Regions from separate parts of the Homo sapiens genome. Here region 2 is linked to region 1. A link is a contact called in ENCODE Hi-C or POLR2A ChIA-PET data. All regions are on one chromosome and are shown on one strand. Each heading gives the region's core, a stretch centred on a gene start or an enhancer-like site at or near the end of the contact. The rest is flanking DNA. Distances are from core to core; before and after follow the strand shown. Region 1 has its middle 36 kb from the start of ZBTB8B. Region 2 holds the start of ZBTB8B (zinc finger and BTB domain containing 8B).

The links. Hi-C counts contacts between places; a loop is a spot of excess contacts on that map. ChIA-PET counts read pairs that join two places held with the same protein, here RNA polymerase II (POLR2A). Pooled maps may share reads with other maps.
Region 2: a map of dorsolateral prefrontal cortex shows a loop between it and region 1 (2.0-fold over the local background). The contact joins the promoter of ZBTB8B here to the enhancer-like site in region 1. A Hi-C loop is called at or near these places in 4 of 168 maps with a recorded cell type or tissue (dorsolateral prefrontal cortex, heart right ventricle, left cardiac atrium and 1 more) and 5 of 50 pooled maps. POLR2A ChIA-PET finds 5 or more read pairs at or near these places in 12 of 52 experiments (A549, AG04449, AG04450 and 8 more).

Annotation. Positions count from the first base shown.
Region 1 is chr1:32,498,251-32,503,766 of GRCh38, forward strand. No RefSeq gene overlaps it. Among named protein-coding and RNA genes, the nearest start is that of ZBTB8B, 36 kb to the left of the region's middle. RefSeq lists silencers at 2,166-2,295, 2,386-2,655. Within about 2 kb of position 2,703, at least 27 of the 41 ENCODE cell types and tissues checked have a DNase peak (open chromatin) inside an H3K27ac peak, as active enhancers do; they include HCT116, dorsolateral prefrontal cortex, endothelial cell of umbilical vein and 1 more, where a contact is called at or near this core.
Region 2 is chr1:32,461,639-32,467,224 of GRCh38, forward strand. It overlaps ZBTB8B (zinc finger and BTB domain containing 8B), which reads left to right and starts at 3,434. Exons shown (of 4, transcript NM_001145720.2): 1 at 3,434-3,467.

The sequences.
Region 1 (5,516 bases), core at 1,453-3,952:
CTAAAAACAAGGCCGGGCATGGTGGCTCACGCCTGTAATCCCAGCACTTTGGGAGGCCGAGGCAGGTGGATCACCTGAGATCAGGAGTTCCAGACCAGCCTGGCTAACCTGGTGAAACCTCGTCTCTATTAAAAATACAAAAAAATTAGCTGAGCGTGGTGGCGGGAGCCTGTAATCCCAGGTACTTGGGAGGCTGAGGCAGGAGAATCACTTGAACCCAGGAGGCAGAGGTTGCAGTGAGCCGGGATTGTGCCATTGTACTCCAGCCTGGACAACAGAGCGAGACTCAGTCTCACAAAAAAGAAATAAAAATAAAAAAGTTTTGAGAATAGTTTTTATTTTTTATTTTATTTTTTTGAGACAGGATCTCGCTCTGTCACCCAGGCTGGAGTGCAGTGGCATGATCTTGGCTCACTGCAACCTCTGCCTCCTGGGTTCAAGTGATTCTCCTGCCTCAGCCTCCTGCATAGCTGGGATTACAGGCGCCTGCCACCATGCCCGGCTGATTTTTGTATTTTTAGTAGAGACAGGGTTTTGCCAAGTTGGCCAGGATGGTTTCGAACTCCTGGCCGCAAGCGATCCACCTGCTTTGGCCATACAAACTGCTGGGATTACAGGCATAAGCCACCACGCCCGACCGAGAATAGTTTTAAGAGGATTTGTTTCTAATTAAAGTGAGTGACTTTACGATCATTCTGGGAGAGGAAATCAGCAGATCACCTGGAATTGGAAAGCAGGGCTGAGGCTGCTCCTGGTCAGTCATGTGCCTTGCCCATGTTTCCTGTACACTTCTCTTTGTGCCTGTGTGGGGTCCCCGGCTACTCTCAGAAGACCACCTTTCTCCTGCCCATTCCTCAGCTCAAAAGTGCTGCCCAGCCCTGACCTAACCACTGTCCTGTCCTTCAGTCCAAATCTTCCAAAGGAAAACACCTCAGTTTCTGCCCAGCAAAAGATCGGTTCCCTCAGATCACATGGCACCCCTTGGGTCAGGAAGCATGAGGCTCTGACTAAGGATGAGTGGTGGTCATGGGGACAGGTCCCCTGAGAAGGGGCCCTGGAGAGGGGCAGGAAAGTTGACCTACATGTCTCCTAAATAAATAAAATCATGGCTGGCAGGAAATTTGAGAGGAATGCACATGATATACTTCCAGGAGCTCCCAGAATTAATGGGGGAAAAAACTGCAGGTGGCTGTAGAGTTTTCCATTAGAAGGAGAGTAAAGTGTATTTAGTTATTTGAAAACAGGTGTTCAAACTGAAACTTGTACACAAAGGTTCATAGCAGCTCTGTTCACAATAGCCTAAAGGTGGAAATACCCAAATGTTCATCAACTAATGAACAAAAATGTCACACACACACATGCGCGCACACACACAGGTGGAATATTATTCATCCATTAAAAGGAAGTTCTGATGCCTGCTACAACATGGAGGAACCTTTGAAACATTGCTTCAGGTGAGAGAAGCCAGTCACAAAGGACCACATATTGTTTGATTCCATTTATACGAAATATCCTGGCCGGGCGCGGTGGCTCACGCCTGTAATCCCAACACTTTGGGAGGCCGAAGCGGGCGGATCACAAGGTCAGGAGTTCGAGACCAGCCTGGACAGCAATAGTGAAACCCCATCTCTACTAAAAATACAAAAAATTAGCCGGGCCTGGTGGCAGGCGCCTGTAATCCCAGCTACTCGGGAGGCTGAGGCAGGAGAATGGCGTGAACCCGGGAGGCGGAGCTTGCAGTGAGCCGAGATTGCGCCATTGCACTCCAACCTGGGCAACAGAGAGAGACTCCGTCAAAAAAAAAAAAAAAAAAAAAAAAGGAAGGAAGGAACGGAAGGGAGGAAGGGAGAGAAAAAGATCCTGAATAGGCAAATCCGTGGAGACAAAAAGTCCAGTGGCGGTTGGTGGAGGCTGAGGGAAGGAGGGAATGGGGAATGACTTGAGTGCTCATGGTGCCGGTGCCTTTGGGGCGATGAGAAAGTTTTGGAACTAGATAGTACTGATGGTTGCACGCCATGAATATCTTTAATGTCCCTAAGTTGCATTTTTAAATGATATTGTTATGTATTTTACAATTTTAAAATAATCTAATTATTGTTCTTGGGACGCCCGTAGGTCCCCTTGGCAGGAGGGGTGGAGGGGGAATGATTGCCGCTGCGCGCAGCGCGGGCAGAGGGCGAGAGGGCGAGAGGGCGGGAGGGCGTCGGGGCTGCCCCGGACCTGCAACCAGCCTGGTAGCGGGCGGCGGCGGCGGCGGCGTTGGGATGCGGGCCACGGGCGTGCGGCCCTCAGCCGTCTCCCGGCCGAGAGCGAGGCCGGAGGCGCCAAGCCGAGCGGGCGCCATTTGCAGCCTGGGGCGCAGCAGCTGCAGCGCTGTCTCCGAGGGGTTGGGAACGGCCAAGGAGGAGGCGCGGGCGGCGGCGGTGGGCGTTGGCGGGCACCGGCTCCCGGCCGTCCCTCCCCGCGCCCGGCCGGCCGGCCTCTCCTGCGCGCCCGGAAGGGGCTGCGGAACAATGGCCGCGCCGCTGTCGCCGCCCGGCCCGGCCCGGGGAAAGCCGGGAAGGCGCGCGGAGCCTCCTGGCGGCGGCGGCGGCGGCGGCGGGAAGGCGGCGGGGACGGCGTCGGGCGTGTCTGGAGCCGTCCGGCGCGGCGGACTCCGGGGAGGCTTGGTCTGCGCCGCGCAGAGACAGCAGCCGCCGGGGGCGGGGCGCGAGCCAGCGAATTTGCAGAACTTCCCTCAATTGGGCTTTGTCTGTCTCATCTCGACTGGATTCAGGTTCTTTATCCTAGACAGGACTGTCACAGAAGGGCTGCTGCGGTCTTCTCAACGCAGCACGTCTAGTGGCACACAATTTCAGCTTGTCAATTTGTCTCATCACTGATGATGCTCACTTTTATCTTTAAGATGCTGTCTGTAGGCTTCTCCGCTGTAAGGTCACACTCACTTGGCAGTTATAATAACAGTATTTTGTAGGGTGGTACTTTGAATTTTCATGAATCACCATTTCTCATCAAACCTTTTAAACCTTATTTTTATTTTTGGGACAAAGTCTCGCTCTGGCACCTAGGCTGGAGTGTAGTGGTGCGATCACCGTTCACTGCAGCCTCAACCTCCCGGATTCAACCAGTCCTCCCACTTCTGTCCCCCGAGTAGCTGGGACTACAGGCGTGTGCCGCCGGCTTTGGCCTCCCAAAGGGCTGGGATTACTGGTGTGAGCCACCGTACCCGGCCCATTTATTTTTTTTTTCATACATATGGACACATGGTTTCCTTTTTTTTTTTCTTTTTTAGCTGATGGGGAGTTCTACTATATTGCCCAGGCTGGTCTCGAAGTCCTGGGCTGCTGCCTTAGCCTCTGGCATAACTTGGCATTGTAGGCGCACCACTGGGCCTGGCTGTTAGGTTATAATCTGTTGCTGTCATTTATTTTATTTTATTTTTATTTTTTGAGATGGAGTCTCACTCTGTTGCCCAGGCTGGAGTGCAGTGGCACGATCTCAGCTCACTCCAACCTCCACCTCCTGGGTTCAAGGGGTTCTCCTGCCTCAGCCTCCTGAGTAGCTGGGGTTACAGACGTGCGTCACCATGCCCAGCTAATTTTTGTATTTCTAATAGAGACGGAGTTTCACCATGTTGGCCAGGCTTGTCTCGAACTCCCGACCTCAGGTTATCCATCCTCCTTGGCCTCTCAAAGTGCTGGAATTACAGGTGTGAGCCGCGGCGCCCGGCCGCTGTCATTTATTTTAATGTTCAAATTGTCCCAGGTTTGGCCAGTGAAAGCCTGTTCAAGCCAGCTTGTGTGTTCATTTGGCATGTCCCTATTGTTCTTTGAATACTTCCTTCCTTCCGGCACAAGATGTTCCAGGCTCATCTTGTACTTTCTCCCTGCCCCAGCCCTGGAATCAGATACTTCTCCAGGGACTCCTGGTTCTGTTTACTGGAGAGCAGTTATTTACAAACCAAGATCCAGATACTGGGTGTTTTCATTGTGTTTGAAGTGGTGCTGCTTTCAGGCCTTCACACTGGACATTTTCTGAGAGAGAGTGAAACTCCAATTCCAATCCAACACCATAGAATTCACTCTTCTTTTCTTCCTCTCCATGATGTTTGGTCTATTCTACTGTGAAGGTGAACACTACCACATTTATTCTTTCAAAAACAGTTTATTCCCATCCTTACAGTAAAATATTTCAGTAAAATTGAAACAAAAAGGAATAAAAATCAACCATAATCTCAGTATAAAAATAACATTTTGGGGCCGGGTGCGGTGGCTCACACCTGTAATCCCAGCACTTTGGGAGGCCGAGGCGCACGGATCACGAAGTCAGGAGATCGAGACCATCCTGGCTAACACAGTGAAACCCCATCTCTACTAAAAACACAAAAAATTAGCCAGGCGTCGTGGCAGGCGCCTGTAGTCCCAGCTACTCAGGAGGCTGAGGCAGGAGAATGGCGTGAACCTGGGAGGCGGAGGTTGCAGTGAGCTGAGATCACGCCACTGCACTCCAGCCTGGGCGACAGAGTGAGACTCCATCTCTATAAATAAATAAATAAATAGTATTTTGGTAGATTTACATTCAGCTTTTTCTTTACATATAGTTCTCTTTCTTTGAGTTATATGACATCATACTGTAAATACAATTTTGTACCCTGTTTTTTTCATTCAATTTTGCAGTAGCCCACAGGCCAAACTTGGCTCACTGCCTATTTTTGTATCCCTGTGAACTAAAATTGGTTTTTAAATTGTAAATGGCTAAAACAAAATCTAAACAGCAATAATATTTTGTGACGTGAAAATTACATGAAATTTCAGATTTGTGTCCATTTATGTTAAGTTTTATTGGAATACAGTCTATGGATCTTAGGACTTTCCCTCTGGGTTTGCTCTCCAGTGGCACCCAGCCACAAGGAGAGGCCATGTAGAGGTGCTCTGAATACAGTCCCAGTGAAGCCTAGCCCAGGCTCAACCTGTGAGTGAAGAAACCACCTTGGAGTGGCTCCTCCAGCCCCAGCAGTTCTAGCTCCTAGATGTTAGTCACCACATGAGGCCCCAGACACGGTGGAGCAGAGAAAATCCGACACTCTGTGCACTTTCAGATTTCCTGACCCGCAGAATCAGTGTTATACGGTGGCGGTGGTTTCTGCCACTGTGTTTCAGATGGGTGCTGAGCAGCAGTCGTAACTGGAACAATAACCGCTCAGTAAAGGGCCTCATGTAAGATCCTGCCACACCTGTAACCCCAGCACTTTGGGAAGCCAAGGTGGGCAGATCACTTGAGGTCAGGGGTTCAAAACCAGCCTGGCCAACATGGCAAAACCCCGTCTCTACTAAAAATACAAACATTAGCCAGGGGTCTGTAATCTCCCCCACAAAAAAAGACCCTAAAATAAATATCAACAGTAAAAAGCCATGGAAAGTGGAAGGATAATTAAGGCTAAAGATAATATAATTAGGCCAGGCACGGTGGCTCACGCCTGTAATCCCAACACTTTGGGAGGCCGAGACGGGTGGATC
Region 2 (5,586 bases), core at 2,184-4,683, 36 kb before region 1:
GAGGCCACCCGCCTGCTGCTTGCTGCTGAAGTGTGGCAGCAAAGGTATGAGGTGTGTCTGCAGCAGGGTTGCAGGGTCCAGTCACTAGCCATGTAGGGGTCGAGAGCCTGTTTCAGGGGCAGCAATAGTGATGGTGACTTCCAATCCCTTAATCACAGCCACAACAGTGTGTTGTTGAGCTTAACAGGTACAGTGGTGATGTCCTGATTTCTTACCTTCCTGATTGCAGCAAAAATGGGTAGCTACCCTGTTGGGACAGTTTGGAGTCATCCCTGCAGAGTCATTCTCTAGCCTCCCTGATAATTTGTATTACTTAATTCCTTATATGAATTCTTTTCTGTTTAAACTAGCCAGGTTGCTTTTTGCTTAAACTAGCCAGGTTGGTTTTAACTGAACCTTGAAAAATATACTGAAGTTCAGAGCATCTAACACTAAAGGTTGTGCTGGTCTTGGTGGCGAGAGTAAGTCCCACAGCAGACCACAACAGATCTAGAGATCATAAGGCCTCTAACATTTCCTATGCCTAGTTGTCAGGGGCATGTCCTATGCAGGCCACCCCAAAAAGCCCTTTTACGTTAGCAGTCTGGAATGTTACTAGGTCATCCAGTACAGGTTGCGTGTGCCATAGTCATAAAATTTGGGACCTGAAACTTGGAGCCTGGATGCAGGAGATGTGGAATGAATACTAGGGTGAGTTCCAGGTACAGTCATAATTAAGGTGAAGGCATCAGTGACATGACTTCCCAGGTAAGAAGATACAAAAGGCTGAGCCCAGAGAAGCTTGGTGCTCCTCACTTCTGATGCTTTCTCTGCTGCTATGATGATCAAAAGTCCTCAGCACCTGAGCTGGCCTTTGGGAACCAGGTGGCAAGGACAGCCACACTAACAGGAAAGATGTAACTGCTGCTGTCCCTCTCTGGGTATCCAGCTTTACAAGAAATAGGTAAACTACTTTTCTTTGATAGATAGTATAGTGGTGTTTGGCTGACATTTTACCTTCTAAAATTATTAAGTTATCTTTAGAGTGAACTGCAATTACATTTTTGACAAGCTCTAAAATATATCCTAAACAAACCCCTCCATCTCTACCACCTCTACCCTATCCCCAGTTATCAGCATCTATCAGCAGGGGAGAGATCATATCTTATCTCTTCCCTGCTTAAGATCCTTCGAAGGTGTCCCTTCACATTCATAAGAAAAAATCCAAACTCCTTAAGGTGGCCTACAAATTCCTACATAATCTGGCCTTTGCTTCTCTATCCATTCATATTTCCTGTCGCTTGGACTGGCTACATAATTTGTGGGGCCCAATGCAAAATGAAAATGCAGAGCTCCTTGTTCAAAAACTACTAAGAATTTTAAGAGGGCAATGGCAGAGCATTAAACCAGGCATCAGCCCTTTCCTTTTTTTTAATTTTTAAAATATTTATTTAGATTTTCTTTTTGTTAGTAATTAAATCTTTCTTCTTCTTCTTCTTCTCCTCCTCCTCCTTCTCCTTCCTCTCCTTCCTCTTCCTCTTCTTCTTCTTCCCTCTTCCCTCTCTCCTCCTCCTCGTCCTCCTCCTCCTTGAAACAGTGCAGTGGCACAATCTCAGCTCACTGCAACCTCCACTTTCCATGTTCAAGTGATTCTCATGCCTCAGCCTCCCGAGTAGCTGGGATTACAGGTATGTGTCACCATGCCCAGCTAATTTTTGTATTTTTAGTAGACACTGGGTTTTGCCATGTTGGCCAGGCTGGTCTCAAGTGATCCGCCCGCCTCAGCCTCCCAAAGTGCTGGGATTACAGGTGTAAGCCACCGCACCTGGCTCTTTTTTTGTTTTGTTTTGTTAAGTATAAAACCTCACCTGGAAGCACCAGCCCTTTCTGAGTGTGCGGGCCTGTGCCACTGCGTGGGTTGCACGTCCATTAAGCTGGTCTACCTGCCATCCACTTCCTCAACCCAATGGCATTCTCCTGTTTCTTAGATATGTACCAACCGGTTTTCTGTTTTATCTTAGCATGGCTCACTACTCCTCATTAGGGTCTCTCAGCGAAGGGGGTAGCCTTTTTTTTTTTTTTTTTTTTTTTTGAGACAGAGTCTTGCTCTGCTGCCCAGGCTGGAGTGCAGTGGCCAGATCTCCACTCACTGCAATCTCTTTGGTTCAAGCATTCTCCTGCCTCAGCCTCCCAAGTAGCTGGGATTACTGGCCCACGCCCGGCTAATTTTTGTATTTTTAGTAGAGATGGGGTTTCACCATGTTGGCCAGGCTGGTCTCGGACTCCTGACCTCAGGTGATCCACCCGCCACCACTCCAGCCTGGGCAACAGAGTCTGAGACTCCGTCTCAAAAAAAAAAAAAAAAAAAAAAAAAAAGTCATACTGGCATAGAGTGAACCCCTAATCCAATATGACTGGTATCCTTATAAAAATACTTTTTTTTTGGAGACGGAGTCTCTCTCTGTCGCCCCAGGCTGGAGTGCAGTGGCGCGATCTCGACTCACTGCAACCAAAAGGAGACATTTTGACATGGAGACATATACAGGGAATATGCCCTGTGAACATGAAGATGGCCATATGCAAGCCCAGGAGAGAAGCCTGGAAGAGACCGTTTCCTCACAGCGCTCAGAAGGAAAGAACCCTGCCAACATCTTGCTTTCAGATGCCCCCAGGATTGTCAGACAATAAGATCTGTTATTGACGCCACCGGGTTGGTGATACTTAGGTACAGCAGCCCTAGCAAACGAATACACCCCCATGAGAACTAAGCTCCCTGAGAGCGGTAAGCTGCCTTGTCTTGCTCACAGCTGACAAGAACACGCCTGTACGGTCACTTAGCACCTAGTACTGCCATTTAACCGTTTCACTAGTATGTATGAACCGGAGAGCCTGTCAAGGGAAGAGCTGAATCTTTTATCTTTTGTAACGACTACCCAGTGAAAGAAACCGCGGGTATGCAATAAAAACCTGTTGAATCGATTAAACCATTTCCCTTATTTCCAGATTTTTGCGGAAAGCGCCAGTAGGTGAAATATGTGCGGACTGATGAGTCAAAGCTCTTATTCCCTGGACTGCATTAATACCCACGACGTGCTTTTCGCTCTCCAGACAAAGAGACCGGTACTTGGCAGGTCCCTCAAGTGGGACTCAAAAGACCGAACCGAGCTGCAGCCTTTCGCTAGCACTGGTCCTCGCCCCTTTTGGCATCTTGGTACTTGTAGTTTTGTCCACTCTATCTTTACCCGAAAAGCCAGCGCTGAGACCACAACTCCCATCACCCTGCGAGCACCAGCGCCTTCAGAGCGCATCCTCCGAGGGGCACCAGCGCCATTGACCACCCTGCTGGCCGAAGGGCCCGCCTTCCCGAGGCCAGGCGCTCCCGCGATTGGCCAGCCGCCCCGCCTCTCATCGGAGGGCGCCAGGTGAATGAAAGGGGGGCGTGTCGGTGCGCGGTGCTCCGTGGCTGCGCTGCTGGAACCCGCTGGAAGGTGAGCGCGAAGAAGCGGGTTGGCGCTGCCGCTTTCGTTGGTTTGGGGAGGATTCCTAGCACCCGGGAGGCTGGCTGGAGATTGGGGTTAGCGGGCAGGGTTGCCCCCACTCAGTCATCCTCCTTCGGACCGCTTGGCCCTGGCAACTCCTGGGACCTCCGCCCCGCGAGCCCTTCTAGCGTGGGGAGGGGCAGGCGCGGCCGTGGGGCCCCAGCTTCCCTGTCATTGGGTGTCCTCCGCGTCGTCCAGCCGGGGGTCGCGGCGCCGACTACTTCCACGGTGAATGGTGCCCAGGCGTGGGGGGCTCGGCCACACTGGAGAAGTGCCAGCGGCAGCGATGGCCACTTTGTCCGCGGGAGGCCATGGGAGGGGCTAGGCCTTGGGGTCCCACCCTCGGGGGCCGTGCCCTGTAGCTGGTTCTGGTGGCCTCTCTGCAGGTCGTCTGATGCTGGACGGGGGAGGGTCTGTCTTGCGAGCAGTTTAGATGCAGTTGACCCTGAAATTCTTCGTATGGAAATGGAAACTTCTCCAGTGTCCTTCTCCTCCGATCCATGCCTAAAAGAAAGGAGTGACTTCCCCAACCTGTCGCATCGTGTCCTGGAGGGTTTGAGGAGGCCGGTTAGCATAGTGGTTAAGGATGTCAACCCGGGAGTCAGTCGGATCTCTGTTCTATTACTAACTTGGTGATGTTATCTGCATCTTTGAATCTCAGTTCCTCCTCTGAAAAAGAGGATGTAGTTAGAGTATCTGTCGTACTGGATTATTGTGAGGTGAAAACTAATGTGCTTGTAAAAGCCAGGCATGGTGGCGCGCACCTGTAGTCCCTGCTACTCGGGAAGCTAAGGTTGGGAGGATCTCTTGAGCCCAGGAGTTCCAGGCTGCATTGAGGTAGGATCGTGCACTCCAACCTGGGCAACCGAGCAAGACCGTGCCTTTTAAAAATTTTAATTTAAAAAGTAAAATGAATATGCTTGTACTTTGTACAGTGTTTTATAAGGAATAGTGCTTAATATTTACTAAAATTGAGGAGCAGGTTTTTGTTATTCTCAGGTTGGTGGGACTGGAGGAGTCTTGTCAGAAAGGGTCGGAGGTGGAATTCAAGGCTGCTTTTGGCCTCTGAACAGAGACAGTTGTGTGATCTGGCTAGGACTCCCTCAAGGGTATATGAGAGTTTGTATTGCAGGTAGTTGTGTTGGCATCTGCTGTCTCCTGGAGGACAGGCACTATACTTGGTTCATTTTTCTATTCCTGGCATCTTCCTTGTGTCAGGCATTGTATGTAGCCGGTAACCGTTGAATTGAGTTGGAACCGTGGGATGGTTGGGAGGTTCCCTGCCAGAGTGCGGATAAATGTGCTTCTGAGAGCAGTCTGCCCTAAGAGCTGCTCTTCTGGGATAAGTGGTGATCCTCAGCACTTCCCGGGGCAGCAGAGCACTTCAGGCAAATGGGGGTGATATAAATAAATATTTACACAATATATACCAAGTACAGGATTGGGGAAAATTTTGAAGAAAATACTATACGGATAGACTTTTGCAACGTCAGGAAGTAGAATAAAAATAATTGCAATAGAATAAAAAATAATTTCAGTAAGAAAGCCAAAAGAAATTGGTTTTAGGTGCTATTTCTGGAAAGGAGGCTTTTCCAGTGAAAGACGGAAGTGCCCTGGGAAGAGCCCCTATAGATCAGACCATACTACAAGTTAAGAAGTGTTGTGCGTACTTACATATTTATCTACCTGGCTTACCAACTCCTTACCCCTCTGCCCTGCCTCCTTTTTTTCTTAGTTAACAAAGAAAAAAGCCAAGGCAGAAGGATCACTTGAGTCCAGGAGTTCAAGACCATTGAGACCAGCCAGGGCAACATAGTGAGACCCCATCTCTACAAAAAAATGTTTTCAGAATTAGCTGAGTGTGGTGCTGCATGCCTGTAGTCACAGCTACTTGGGAGGCTGAGGTAGGAGGATTGCTTGAGCCTGGGAGGTCGAGGCGGCAGTGAACTGTGATCATGGACTGCACTCCAGCCTGGGTAACAAAGTAAGACCCCGTCTCAAAAGAAAAGAAAAGCAATACATGCACATAGTAAAACATTCTATCAGAAAGGTTTAAAATGAAAGGCGA